Linked DNA regions of Homo sapiens: regions 2 and 3 are each linked to region 1. Evidence: chromatin contacts called from ENCODE Hi-C or POLR2A ChIA-PET data. All regions are on one chromosome and are shown on one strand. The core of a region is the stretch at or near the end of the contact, and the rest is flanking DNA. Distances in the headings are between cores, read along the strand shown. Region 1 overlaps ENTHD1 (ENTH domain containing 1). Region 2 overlaps FAM83F (family with sequence similarity 83 member F). Region 3 overlaps GRAP2 (GRB2 related adaptor protein 2).

Region 1 (4,091 bases), core at 901-3,400:
AGAGTTCTAGAAATGGAAAATATATAGGAGAATGTAAAAGATTGTTTTTACTCTTAATTTTTTAAAAATAAAATATATGTAACTGTTTAGAAAATGTAACAATATGTGTGGAGTGTTATAACAAATGTAAATATAGTTTAAACGACTATAGCAGCAGTCCCCAAGCTTTTTGGCACCAGGGACTGGTTTTGTGGAAGACAATTTTTCCACAGAACAGGGTGTGGTGGGGATGGTTTGGGGATGAAACTGTTTTACCTCAGATCATGTGGCATTAGATTCTCATAAGGAGTGTGCAACCTAGATCCCTCGCATTGCAGTTCATAATAGGGTGCTCCTATGAGAATCTAATGCCGCTGCTGATCTGACAGGAGGCGAAGCTCAGGTGGCAATGCTAGCCCACTTGCTTCTCACCTCCTGCTGTGCGGCCCAGTTCCTAACAGGTCACAGACTGGTACCAGTCCGTGGCCCAGGGGTTGGGGACCCCTGGACTATAGCATAAATGATGAGATGGTAAATAGGCCTATATGGTTGCAATGGTGACACAATATTAACTCTAAATAGACCGTGAATACCTAAAGGTGTATAATTTAATCCCTTGGTATAACTACCAAGTCTAATAGGTAAAGTGGAATTCTAAAAATTATTGACTTAGCTCAAAAGAAGAAAGGTAGGTAGGAACAGAGGAACCAAACACCGACAAAACAAGGAGAAAGTAATAGAAAAATAGCAGTTGTAAAGCCAACCATTTCAATAACCACAGTAAATGCAATTAACAGGCACAAATTTTCAGACTGGATAAAAAAGATCTAATTATATGCTGTATACAAGAGACACCCTATAAAAACAAAATTGCAAATGGGTTGAAAGTAAATGCTTTATAAAGATATACCATGGAACGATAAGTATAAGAAAGCTGAGTGGCTATAATAATATCAGATAAAATACACTTTGAGACCATGGTATTAGTAGAGATAAAAAGGGATATTTCATAATGACAAAAGGGCCAATCATCTGGAAGACACAAACATAAATGTATATATGCCTAAGAACAGTGCTTTCAAATACATGAAGCAAAATCTGACGGAATTAAAGAACTAGCTAGGCGCAGTGGCTTATGCCTGTAATCCCAGCATTTTGGGAGGCCAAAGCAGGTGGATCTCTTGAGCCCAGGAATTTGAGAACAGCCTGGGCAACATAGTGAGACCTCATCTCAAAAAAAAAAAAAAAAAAAAAAAAAAAAAGAACCTCAAGAATTAAAGAACTGGCCAAATCCAACTAAGTCATATTTAGAGAGTTTAACATCCTTTGCTCAGTGATTGATAAAACAAGTAGACAAAATATCAGCGGGGATCTAGAAGACTTAACATCAACCACCTTGACCTAACAGACATTTATAAAGCTCCTATGGCAGAAAACACATTTTCTTTGCAAGCGTGCAGGTACACATGGTCTATTCACTGAGATGGTCCATGTGCTGGACCATAAACCAAGTCTCAATAAGCTTTAAAAGCCCAAAGCCTTCTATTAGGTTCTCTGGACACAATGGAATTGAATGTAGAAATAACAATGTACTTAGAAGAAACTCCTAAATATTTGGAAATTTAGAAAACATACTTCAAATACCCATGGGTCAAAAAAGAAATTTATACATTTTAAGCATGTACAGTTTATTGAATGGTAATTATACCTCAATAAAGCTGCTAACCTCATAGCTGGTGTATTTTTTGGTTTCCTGACCAGATTCTGACAGATATAATGCTTTAGGAAAATTATTGCTGTATCATTCATTGCAATTCTCTGGGGTTGGGAGATAATAGAAATAAGAAAACCAGGAGACCAATGAAATAATTCAGATTGTAAGGTTAATTTAATACCAAAACAAGTACTAAGCAACTACAAATTTAGGCATTGCTTTAGGTTTAGAGGTATAAAGATGTGTAAGAGATTCAAACAAATGATGTCTGAACCAAGCTAAAAGCATGAGAAAAAAGTCAAGAGAAGAAGGACACAAAAATTTCCAAGTAAAGGGAACAATTTCAGCAAAGAAATGAAGGCTGTACACAATGTGCTGTGTGGTAGTGGCAGGGCAGGTACAAAGCATTCAGCGTTACGAGTGCACAGTGCACACAGAGAGCAGAGGAGCTCAATCTAGAGACATAGACAGAACCAGGGCTGGCAGACGTCTTGACAGACAGGATTGATGAGAAAGAATGAAACTGAAATCTTAAGACCATTTCTTTGAAACTCATTCCTCTTCAGATGCCTCCAACGAACTTTGCTGGCTCTCCTCCTATCTGTCTAGGCAATCTTCTCAACATTCTTCCTGGCCCTGTTTCCTGTGAAATGTAAACAGTCTGTCCTTGACTTTCCTCTTCTGCCTTTACAATCTCCCAGGATGATGTCATCTATTATTATACTTACACTAGATCTAGATGGTCACCTGTGGGCAAGTAATTCACACATATTAATCCTGAACCCTGACCTCTGCTGATTTTTAGCCCTAAATATCTACCTATTTCTGTGTTCAGGGAGGTCTTATCATCCTCCAGCCTCCTCATCCTTGGGTGTTTGCTTTACCTCTGTTAATATGACCATCAGCTTCCCAGTCACTCAGGTTATTTTGGAACTATGGTTGTTACCACAACTTCTAAGAGGTCTCTCCAGCTTACCCCCTCAGTCCACTCTACACAGCCCAGCCAGAGTGACCTTTCTAAAATGAAAGTTAGATGTTATTTCTCCCCAATACTTCTTCAAATTATTTAACATGGTTTACAAGGCTCTGCATAAATTAGTCCCCATTTACCTCTCTTGCCTCATCTTGTGCTACTATTCTAAAGCTGTATGATCCAGCTATACTTCTTTCAGTCTTCAAATTCTATGCTCCCTCTCAGCACTAAGCCTTCACCCGTGCTGATATTTTTGTCTGAAATGTTCCTCGTCTCTTTATATCGAACTGATTTTCAGCTTCCAGATTCACGTCCCTTAAAAAAACATACATTTCCATGCCTCTGTGTTTTTGCTCATGCTGTTCCCTCAGCCTAGAATATCCTCTTCCTCACCCTTCTTCTCCATCAAAAATGGTTTCATTCTTCAAGGTCTCATTCAAACACAACCTCCTTAGTGAAATATTTTATCCTTCACGTTAAAATGAATCCATTTTCTCTGCTATTACATAGTACAATGTGAATACTCACATTTTTCATTGATTTCATTATTTCAAATATTATTCATTCATTTGACAAATACTAAGTACAAGGATGTCTTAGACACTTTTATAAGCTCTGGAAATACAGGGGTAAACAAATTTATTATTTATAACTTCTTATATGTTTATAGAACTGTCACCTATAGGGTACTGCAAACCCCTCAGGTCACAGATCCTATTCAACTTGTTTAACCCATAGGCAACTAGCAGAGTATACCTGTATTCACTTGATAAGTGTGTGTTCAATGAATCATAAGCTGGATGATTTGGTCATTAAAAGACTCAACTGTAGAGAAAGGAGAGGTCTTTATTTAGTCCCTTTGATCCCAGAGATCAAGTGACTTGCTCGGGATCACACAATGATTAAAGAGCAGAACTAGAACTAGAATCCCAGATTCCCAAATCCCAAATCAATGTTATTTACTAGGGGAATAAAAGAAGGAACAAAAAAAGTATGGGAGAATCAGCTGCACCAGGTTTTTCTTTACTAACAATTCTAACAGCTTGATGTGTACATGTTCATAACGTAAAGAGACTCGATTTCCCCTCGGGCTCACTCCATTTGTCCCTGGTGCTACTCCTGGAGGTGCAGGACCGTGGGAATGGGAATGGAGTTGAGTCAGCACACAGCTGGCCTCTGTATCTGTGCTGCTTGCCTTCTCCCAGGAAGATGGCTTTGGGTAGATGCTTTCTTGAATATATATAATGCAGCATTTGTGGAAACTTTTCTGAAGTCCACAAGAACTTGAGGAGATTTGATGGAGAACTGCAATGAATACTGTCTTTTTTTCTTTTTAAGGGGTTGGGGGCAGGTTCTCATTCTGTCACCCAGGCTGGACTGCAGTGGTGCGATCATGGCTTACTGCAGCCTGGCCTGCCCAGGCTC
Region 2 (4,091 bases), core at 867-3,366, 250 kb after region 1:
GTTTGTGCCAGGGACTGAGCTAAATGTTTTATATGAGTTACTTCATTTGTGCCTCACAACAACCCTGTGAACATATGTCCTGGGAGCCCCAGCTTACAAGGCACATGAGAATATAAACCAGGTTTAAATGCAGGCCTGACTTCCCATGCTCTTTCCCTGCACCCACTGCCTGCTTGCTTCATTTGAGGCCAAGCTCTGGGGAAAGGGAGGCTACGGGTGGGTGGAGGGAATCAGTCCAGCGTGTGGCCCACAAGGAGCCGTACACCTGCAGCAAGGGTCTGGCCACAGCGGAGGGGCAGGTGGGGGCGGGGGCAGGGCAAGAGAGAGGCCTGGGCACATGTGTCTTGCTTTTCTGTCCCCACGTTCCCAGGTTCACCTGGAGTTCCTCCCATGTGGACAGAAACCTCCTCCTGCTCCTGACAGGACAGAACGTAGAGCCCTTTGACACGGAGTTCCGGGAGCTGTACGCCATCTCCGAGGAGGTGGACTTGTACCGGCAGCTGAGCCTGGCGGGCAGGGTTGGCCTCCATTACTCCTCCACTGTGGCTCGAAAGCTTATCAACCCCAAGTACGCCTTGGTGTCAGGCTGCCGCCACCCGCCTGGGGAGATGATGCGCTGGGCTGCCCGGCAACAGCGGGAGGCGGGCGGCAACCCGGAGGGGCAGGAGGAGGGCGCCAGCGGTGGCGAGTCGGCCTGGCGCCTGGAGAGCTTCCTGAAAGACCTGGTTACGGTGGAGCAGGTGCTGCCCCCCGTGGAGCCCATCCCCTTGGGAGAGCTGAGCCAGAAGGATGGCAGGATGGTCTCTCACATGCACAGAGACCTGAAGCCCAAATCCCGAGAGGCACCCAGCCGAAACGGCATGGGAGAAGCGGCCCGGGGGGAGGCCGCCCCCGCCAGGCGCTTCAGCAGCAGGCTCTTCAGTCGCCGAGCCAAGAGGCCTGCGGCGCCCAATGGCATGGCCAGCTCTGTCTCCACCGAGACCTCTGAAGTGGAGTTTCTGACGGGGAAGAGGCCCAACGAGAATTCCAGTGCTGACATCTCAGGTGAGCCCTCTTCCCTCTGGCCTGGTGCCTCCCCAGGCCTCTGGCCCTCGCCCCGCATCGGCTCTTATCCAGGAGCACTGCCTCATACCTGCAGAGGAGTAGATTCCATCTGTGGGCACAGAGAGGGCAGGAGCTCTGGGGTTCCGGGGTCCTTGGTTCCCATTCTGGCCCCGGCCATTAGCTGCCTGGAGGCCTTGGGCAAGTCCTGCAGCTCTGAGTTTCATTTTCCTCTTCTCTGAAAAAAGAGAAGGATTCCAGGCTTGGCATGGAGGGGTCTCAGAGCTTCTAATGCTACTGCTAGAAGGCATTCAGATCAGCCCTCATGGTAACCCAACAAATCAAATAAGCTGAGAAACTTTCTCCTTTGTAAGTGAAGAAACGGGGGCTCTGCACAGTGGGGTGCATGGCTGCAGCTCGACCCTGGCTCTGAGTTGAGGGCTCTTTCTAGCAAACCTTTTCCCTTGCCAGATCACCTATTGTCAGGATCTCACCTGGTTAGACACACCCCACCCTCCCCTGTACCCTACTGGTGCCCTGACCCAGTTTCCTGTCTCTGTGACGGGCAGTCCGACTTGGTTTCTCCACGTCCCTCTGCTGAGTGCTGTCTGCCCAGCTGCTTGTCCCTGGGTGGGATTGTTCCATGGCAGCGTCTTTCTGGGCATCTCTCTGGGATCCCCAGGAGGCCCTGGACTTTATGTCTCTCTCTGCAGCAGTCTCTGGGGTGGCCTTTCAGGTGGCTGGTGGCGGTGCCTTTCTCATCTCTGCATCCCTGAGTCAGGGGACTTTCCATGGTGGGGTTTCTCCCTCCATCGCTGTGGAGCCCAGTGATGAGAACTGGGCTCTGGCTGGCCAGGTGGGCGATGGCAGGGCCTGAGGTCTTGTGTGCCCGGCCCAAGGGCTTCCAGGACTCCTGCATTCCTGCACACCAGCTTTAACCGGATTGTGATGGTGTGAGAGCAGGGAGCACAAGTGTCATCCCCTCTGCTAATTCCCCAGCACTGCTTTGGAGTCTGACACATTCTGTGCTCAGGAAATGTTGGCTAACTTTGCTTCTTGGAGTTGGAACAGGCCTGGGCGCCTCTGTGGCTGTGGGCACAGTGGGAGTGTCAGGGCGTTCCTTCTGTTTGGCCTGGAGACGTTGACTGAGCTGCTGGCTTGCCAGGTCCTGCACAGGCACTCTCTCTCCCCTTCTGCCCCCACAACCACCCTTCAAGCACAGAGGTGGCAGATGGCTCGGAGAGGTGAATGAAGTGGTCCCAGGTCACAGGAAGTGGTAGTAAGGCCAGGATTCAAGACCAGGCATGGGCACAGCCATGTTCTGTCAGGGGAGGGGTGGCTGGCCCCATCCCCATTCCTCCTGGGCTCCCTGGCTCCCCTAACACCAGCTGCTGCTGCTGCTGCTGCTCCTGCTCTGTACCTCTGGTTTGGAGGAAGGGTTGCCATGGTGAACACCTGGCAAGGGAGCGAGGGGAAGAGGGGAAGGAGGTGGAAGAGGGGAAGGAGGGGGCGAGCCGACAGCAGCAAGGACTATTTCCCGAGTCCTGACTGAAGTGGAGTGGAAGCTTTCTCTTCCTTCAGCCCCTCGCCCTGAGATGCAGTTTCCATGGAAACTCAAAGCCCATTGTCTTGTCCCTTCCCGCTGCCTTCTGCGTGTCCCTCCACATCCATGTCCCTGCTCCCACATCTCGGGTGGTCACGGCGGCCCTGCCCCTGCTGCCGCTCTCTGGTGTCTGCACATGGTGCCCAGGAGCCAGCCTTGCAGACACAGACGGTACCCTTGGGAAGCTCCTCTCCAGGGCACCTGATGCTGGGATAGAGAGAGAGAGGGAATAGTGAGGGCGAGGGCACGGACAGCCAGGAAGGTCCGGGGATGCCCGGAACCATCATCCCGTTCCTTGTCCGTCCTTTAGACGAACACAGAGCAGCCTCCTCCGGTAAGGCTTCTGCCCACCTGGGTGGGCGCCCAGTACCTGCAGTCCTGAAATTCACGCACCTTTCCTCTCCCTCCCAAGGCCTGAGGGAGAAGCAGCAGCTCCTCTCCTGTCTTTTGCTGGTTTTGTTTGTTTTTAAGACAATGTCTCGCTGGAGTGCAGTGGTGCGACCACAGCTCATTGCAACCTCAACCTCCTCGGTTCAAGCGATTCTCCCACCTCAGCCTCCTGAGTAGCTGGGCTCACAGGTGTGTGCCACCATGCCTGGCTAATTTTTTAAATTGTTTGTATAGACAGGGTCTCATCATGTTGCCCAGGCTGGTCTCCTGGCCTCAAGTGATCCTCCTACCTCTGGGCCTCCCAAAGCGCTGGGATTATAGGCACAAGCCACCGCGCCTGGCCAGGAGCTCCTCTCCTAAGAGGCCCTTTTTCACGGCCTCCAGCTTCCCACACCATGGCCAAGTGGGGCTGCTTCAGTGTCTCCCCTCAGGCAGCAGCAGCTAAGCAGCCAGGACTGCATGTGTGAGAAGGTGGGCCCCTGACAGCATGGGGCACCCACCGTGGGAATCAGTGAGAACCTGAGCTCCTGCCTTTGGGCCCCCATGCAGGGAAAGTGTCCCCTTCCCCTGGTAAATGTTCAGAACCTCCCAGAGCAGCTGCCACCTGGCTCTCAATTCGGGACACATTGCTCCCTGTACCCAGGACACATCCGTCCCCTCCCTGGGGCTGTGTTCTCATCTAGAAGGTGGGGGAGTGCACCATTGAGGGTTTCCGAGGTCCCCTGGAGTTCAGATTCTGCCTCTGTTCTTTCTGTCTCTGCTGCCCTCTTGTCAAGGGAGAACCTGAGTTGATGACAGTTTCTGTCATAAGAGAAAAAATAGAAAAAGCTCAGAGCTGACAGCCTGTAAAATTGCTTGATAAGGAGTATATAGTTGTCAAACAGCATGCAAATTTTTGCAAACCCAGGTGTGGCCCTTGGGAGAACCTTAGGGAAGTTGCTTCCTCCTTTCCGGCTGGGGATCCAGCTGGGGGCCAGGGGTGCCCAGCGGTTTCAAGGCTCACGGCGCACTCTAGTGGCAGAAGCTAGGCGCCTCTTCTACGTCTTCCCTCCGCCCT
Region 3 (4,091 bases), core at 1,070-3,569, 160 kb after region 1:
CACTTATGAAAGAAGAGTTGAAAGATATAACCAGAGGGTTAGGAGTACAAATCCATGCCCGAATGAATTGTGATAGGCTGAGAAATTGGCCAAAGGGGGAGAACAAAAACACAGTGAAAGTCAGAAAGGTTAAATGTGAAGCCCTGCATTTTGGTTTCAAGAAACCCGTTGCAGAGGTGGAGAGGTCCAGCTTGACCATCTTCATGTTGGGAAGCACCCGGGCTTTTGTTGTAGTTATTGTTGCTTAATTCCCAAACAGCAGCGGGGTGTGGGGGCACACGATTGTAGCCCCAGCTACTCGGGAAGCTGAGGCAGGAGGATGCCTAAAGCCCCGGAGGTCAAGGCTACAGTGACCCATGATCACGCCACTGCACTCCAGCCTGGGCAACAGAACAAGACCCTATCTAAAAAAAAACAAAAGAAAACAAAAAACCAGCCAACAGTGTAACACAATTACAAAATCTTCATGTACAAATGAAGTGATTAAATCATCCTATTCTACTCAGCCCAGCTCAGACCATATCTTGAATACTGGGTTCAAGTCTAGATAATGTATTTTGTATTTTGAGAAAAATATTGAATAACTGACAGGAGACCTGAGGAAAATGACCAGGAGATCAAGAGTTGGAACCTTGTCACATGAAGGGTGGTCAAGGACTCTGGGGTTATTTCAGCTTAGAAATGGGAATTTGGGATTTGTGATTCTCATTTTCTGTTTCTTTTGTTCGTTCATTCTTTCTTTCATTCTTTCTTTTTCTTTCTTGTTGTGGTTCTTAGCACAGAATTCAGATGAAAGAGCTTTTGATTCAACGTAAACAATTCACCAAGCTGTCAGCTCACTCCAATCCCAGCCGTCCCCGATGCCCATTGTCTATCATCTCAATGAATTAGGGAAAAAGACTGACTTTCTGGGCCACTTCCAACTTTGAGAATCTAGGATAGGGGCACTATTTAATCAAAACTGGCAAGTAAAAAGAAAGAGAACTATTTTAAACAAGACAAATACAAGAGGTGTTGAACCAAACTCAAATTAGAAAGAACAAAATTTCCCAAAAATAAGAATATTATAATTCATTTGATGAAAGGAATTTGCCATATTATCCCTTTTACTGGCATTTTTTTAGTACCTTTACTTGTAAAAATGTCAGGCCCTCCCACTTTTCTGGGATAGACTTATCGAATGAAGCAAGGGGAGCTTCTCTATGGATAGATGATCACTTTTGCAAGCTTTGAGATCAGTGAGCTGAAAAAATGACCAGCATTCCAACAACAAATGAGGGCTTGGGAGCGTAAGTAAAAGTGACAGCAAGATTAAAGTAATTGTGGTCATGCCGTCCTCTGCTGACACTTTTGTGTTTTGCCCAGATGAGAATTAAGGTAGCCCAGGGCACAGGCAGTGAGGAAAAGGAGAGGGGCGCTGAGCGTATTTGCAGCATTTGTGAACCATGTCACAGCCCTGGCGAAAACAGAGCAAGAAGATGGAGGCTTTCAAATCCATGATAAATAAGCCATGCTTTCAGAGCCCAAATCAGTAAAAACAAACATTAAGTGAACAGAAGGGAAGAGGGAAAAAAAGAGAACATGAGGCCACCATAAAATCCTGGTGATATATTCCAGGGGAAATCATGATGTGAATAGAAAATGAGAAGTAAAAGAAAATGAAGCCTGGAGATTTGTAAAATGTCTGTCTGTCTGTCTGTCTCTCTCGACTGTCATTCCCATCTACCCCTGCCACCCCCACCCCGCCCTCCACCCTTCTGATGGGGTTCATTAGATGATTTCTGATTCAGGGGTGGGGGGCGGTATTTTTAATGCTTCACTTATGTTTGGGTTTTGCCAGCAGGATCCGAGGTGTTTCTGTAGACAATTGTTATTGCTTTAGGAAACAATAAGAATAAAATGAGGAAACATCAAGTGATACATCAGTCTAGCAGCAGAGTGAGGCTCGAAGTAGCATTTCCAGCGAGGTTGGTGGTCTCTTTTTGCCTTATTTTTGTTGTTTTGGATTGATGTTTTCATGGTGTCATTTTAATAAGAAAAGTGTCAGAGAATTAAAAGTGGAAGTATGCGAGATACACTTTCTCTAACTGGATTCATGGTAAGTTATTAATGTTTCAAGGAGAAAGAAAAGAACTTGGAAAAAGCAGAATATATTGTGGGGAAAGTTGATGAAGGGAAAGGTAAGAGAACTGTGACAAATGAGACACAGACAGAAGGAGAGAGAGAGAAAGAGGAAGAGAGAGAGACAGGGTGGTGGGGGGGACCGGCAGAAGAAAAGGAAAAGAGCGACAGTTTGTAAGTCTATTAGCTGAGATTGTTTCCATTTCTGCAATTGCCTTAAAGCGCATGATTGCTTGGTCTGAGGTCTGCCAGGTCGATTGCAGTCTTTACCTCTTTGACCAAGAAGTAATGGGCTTGAATTTCCTGGGTATGTGAAAATTGCTCTTGAATGTTTTGGCTAAAGGACAGCCACCCAGGAAGGTTGAGAGGGCCTAAGCTAGTGAGCAGTCATCCTGACCAAGTAGGAGGGATTTGGTTATGTTGCTCGTAGCAGGAGAGGCAGAGCAGCAAAGTGAAGAGAACACACAGCCTTAGGTGCCAACAGACATGTACTGAAATCTCTTGCCTCCATTTCCCACCTCTAAAATGCAAAGGATGATAGTAACAATAATAAATGTTGCAACGGGTGACCGATTATAAAGTTCTTGTCACCTGATAGACCATATCAATCCATGGTAACTTATTCTTAGCTGGTTCACGTTTCTAGGCATTGGCACAGTCTGGGTGGTGTGTGTCCCCTCAAAGGTAGCATCACAGTGACTGAGCTCTGCATAGATGGCAAAGTGTAGAAGCCTGGTCAGTTTTCTGTTTCTCCATCCACCATTTCTCCCCACTTCCCCTTGGTTAGTGCTGTCTTCTCTCTTTCCTCACTGAATTGTCTTGATTAGTGTCATACTTTCTGATAACACTGCAGCTAGGACTCCACAGGCAATAGGGAGAAGCTAGCGCCTGCCCAGGGAAAGTGAGGAAAAATAGGTGCTTGAGAGGCTGAAAAGTAGTATACGCTTGGTGGCCTTACACTTTGTAGAAACAGTTTTGGATTTGTCTCTACAAGAAAGGATTGTAGATAACCAGAATGCAAAAATGCTTTGAAGAAAGAGACATTGAGCATTGGAACCAAGTATTCTACGTCCTCTTCCCTGCAACACTGGGGACTAAGGATTATTATCTGCATTTCTGGTGAAGAAACTGAGGCACAGAGAAGATAAACTATGGTTCTCCGGCTACAAAGTAAGCAGCAGAGCCTAGAGTTTGAAGCCAGGTCTGACACCTAAGTCCCGTAGTAAACCTCCCACTGAGGTAGGCAAGCCTCGCCTTGCAGAGAGTGGCAAATTAGGGAAAAAAGAATCAAATGTGCTTGAGTTTAACAGAACATATACATTATACTTAAAGAGAAAGATACTTTTCTTACAAAAAGTTTGAGGACAAATGAGACTTCATGTGATGCGTCTTGCACTAAAAAAAAAAAGTTAGATTATATAAGCCAGACTGGCGTTGATTAAAGAAGAGCAAGGTAATAAATACGCATAAGAAGAAGGAAGTGGCTGGCTCTACCTTGGGCATCACCCAAGTTACAGGCAGGGGAGGGGATAGGCCCTGCATGGGGACAGTCTCCTGACTTGTCTTCTTCCTTCTCTACTTCCCTCCCTTCACTACCCCTCCCTCCAAAACCCAAAAAACCTTAAGCAGGAAAAAAGGGAGCTAATTAAAAAAGAGAAAAACATCCTTGAGACCAATGAAGTCTCCATAATCCACAGTGACAGACAGGGACCTGCAGAACAGCAATTTGATTAAATAAGGATATAAGGGATTTAAAAGGACTCTCCAGTTGTGTAAAGTGTGTCCATACGTCTGAAAAATACCGTATTTATTTGGCTCCCAAACCTGAAAACCTTCTGACGGGGGAGATTGTTCCCATTTGGAAACTAGGAAGAAATCACAAGGCAAGGCCATGGGGTTCTGGCAGGGCTGGGGATCCCATGTTGGGTGGAAACCCCAAGAAGCCAGCCAAGGGTCTGCAGGAGGGGCCC

The links. Hi-C counts contacts between places; a loop is a spot of excess contacts on that map. ChIA-PET counts read pairs that join two places held with the same protein, here RNA polymerase II (POLR2A). Pooled maps may share reads with other maps.
Region 2: a loop to region 1 is called in a pooled map, with 4 times the contacts of the local background. The contact joins two enhancer-like sites. A Hi-C loop is called at or near these places in 6 of 50 pooled maps. POLR2A ChIA-PET finds 5 or more read pairs at or near these places in 2 of 52 experiments (Caco-2 and activated T-cell).
Region 3: a loop to region 1 is called in a map of naive thymus-derived CD4-positive, alpha-beta T cell, with 2.6 times the contacts of the local background. The contact joins two enhancer-like sites. A Hi-C loop is called at or near these places in 1 of 168 maps with a recorded cell type or tissue (naive thymus-derived CD4-positive, alpha-beta T cell) and 4 of 50 pooled maps. POLR2A ChIA-PET finds 5 or more read pairs at or near these places in 5 of 52 experiments (AG04450, CD8-positive, alpha-beta T cell, activated CD8-positive, alpha-beta T cell and 2 more).

What each region holds. Positions count from the first base shown.
Region 1 is chr22:39,771,906-39,775,996 of GRCh38, forward strand. The region is part of intron 5 of ENTHD1 (ENTH domain containing 1); the gene reads right to left. Among named protein-coding and RNA genes, the nearest start is that of ENTHD1, 120 kb to the right of the region's middle. Within about 2 kb of position 2,151, at least 3 of the 41 ENCODE cell types and tissues checked have a DNase peak (open chromatin) inside an H3K27ac peak, as active enhancers do.
Region 2 is chr22:40,020,920-40,025,010 of GRCh38, forward strand. It overlaps FAM83F (family with sequence similarity 83 member F), which reads left to right. Exons shown (of 5, transcript NM_138435.4): 4 at 371-1,044. Among named protein-coding and RNA genes, the nearest start is that of TNRC6B-DT, 22 kb to the right of the region's middle. RefSeq lists enhancers at 1,761-2,261, 2,262-2,762. Within about 2 kb of position 2,117, at least 2 of the 41 ENCODE cell types and tissues checked have a DNase peak (open chromatin) inside an H3K27ac peak, as active enhancers do.
Region 3 is chr22:39,934,464-39,938,554 of GRCh38, forward strand. The region is part of intron 1 of GRAP2 (GRB2 related adaptor protein 2); the gene reads left to right. Among named protein-coding and RNA genes, the nearest start is that of TMA7B, 24 kb to the right of the region's middle. Within about 2 kb of position 2,320, at least 5 of the 41 ENCODE cell types and tissues checked have a DNase peak (open chromatin) inside an H3K27ac peak, as active enhancers do.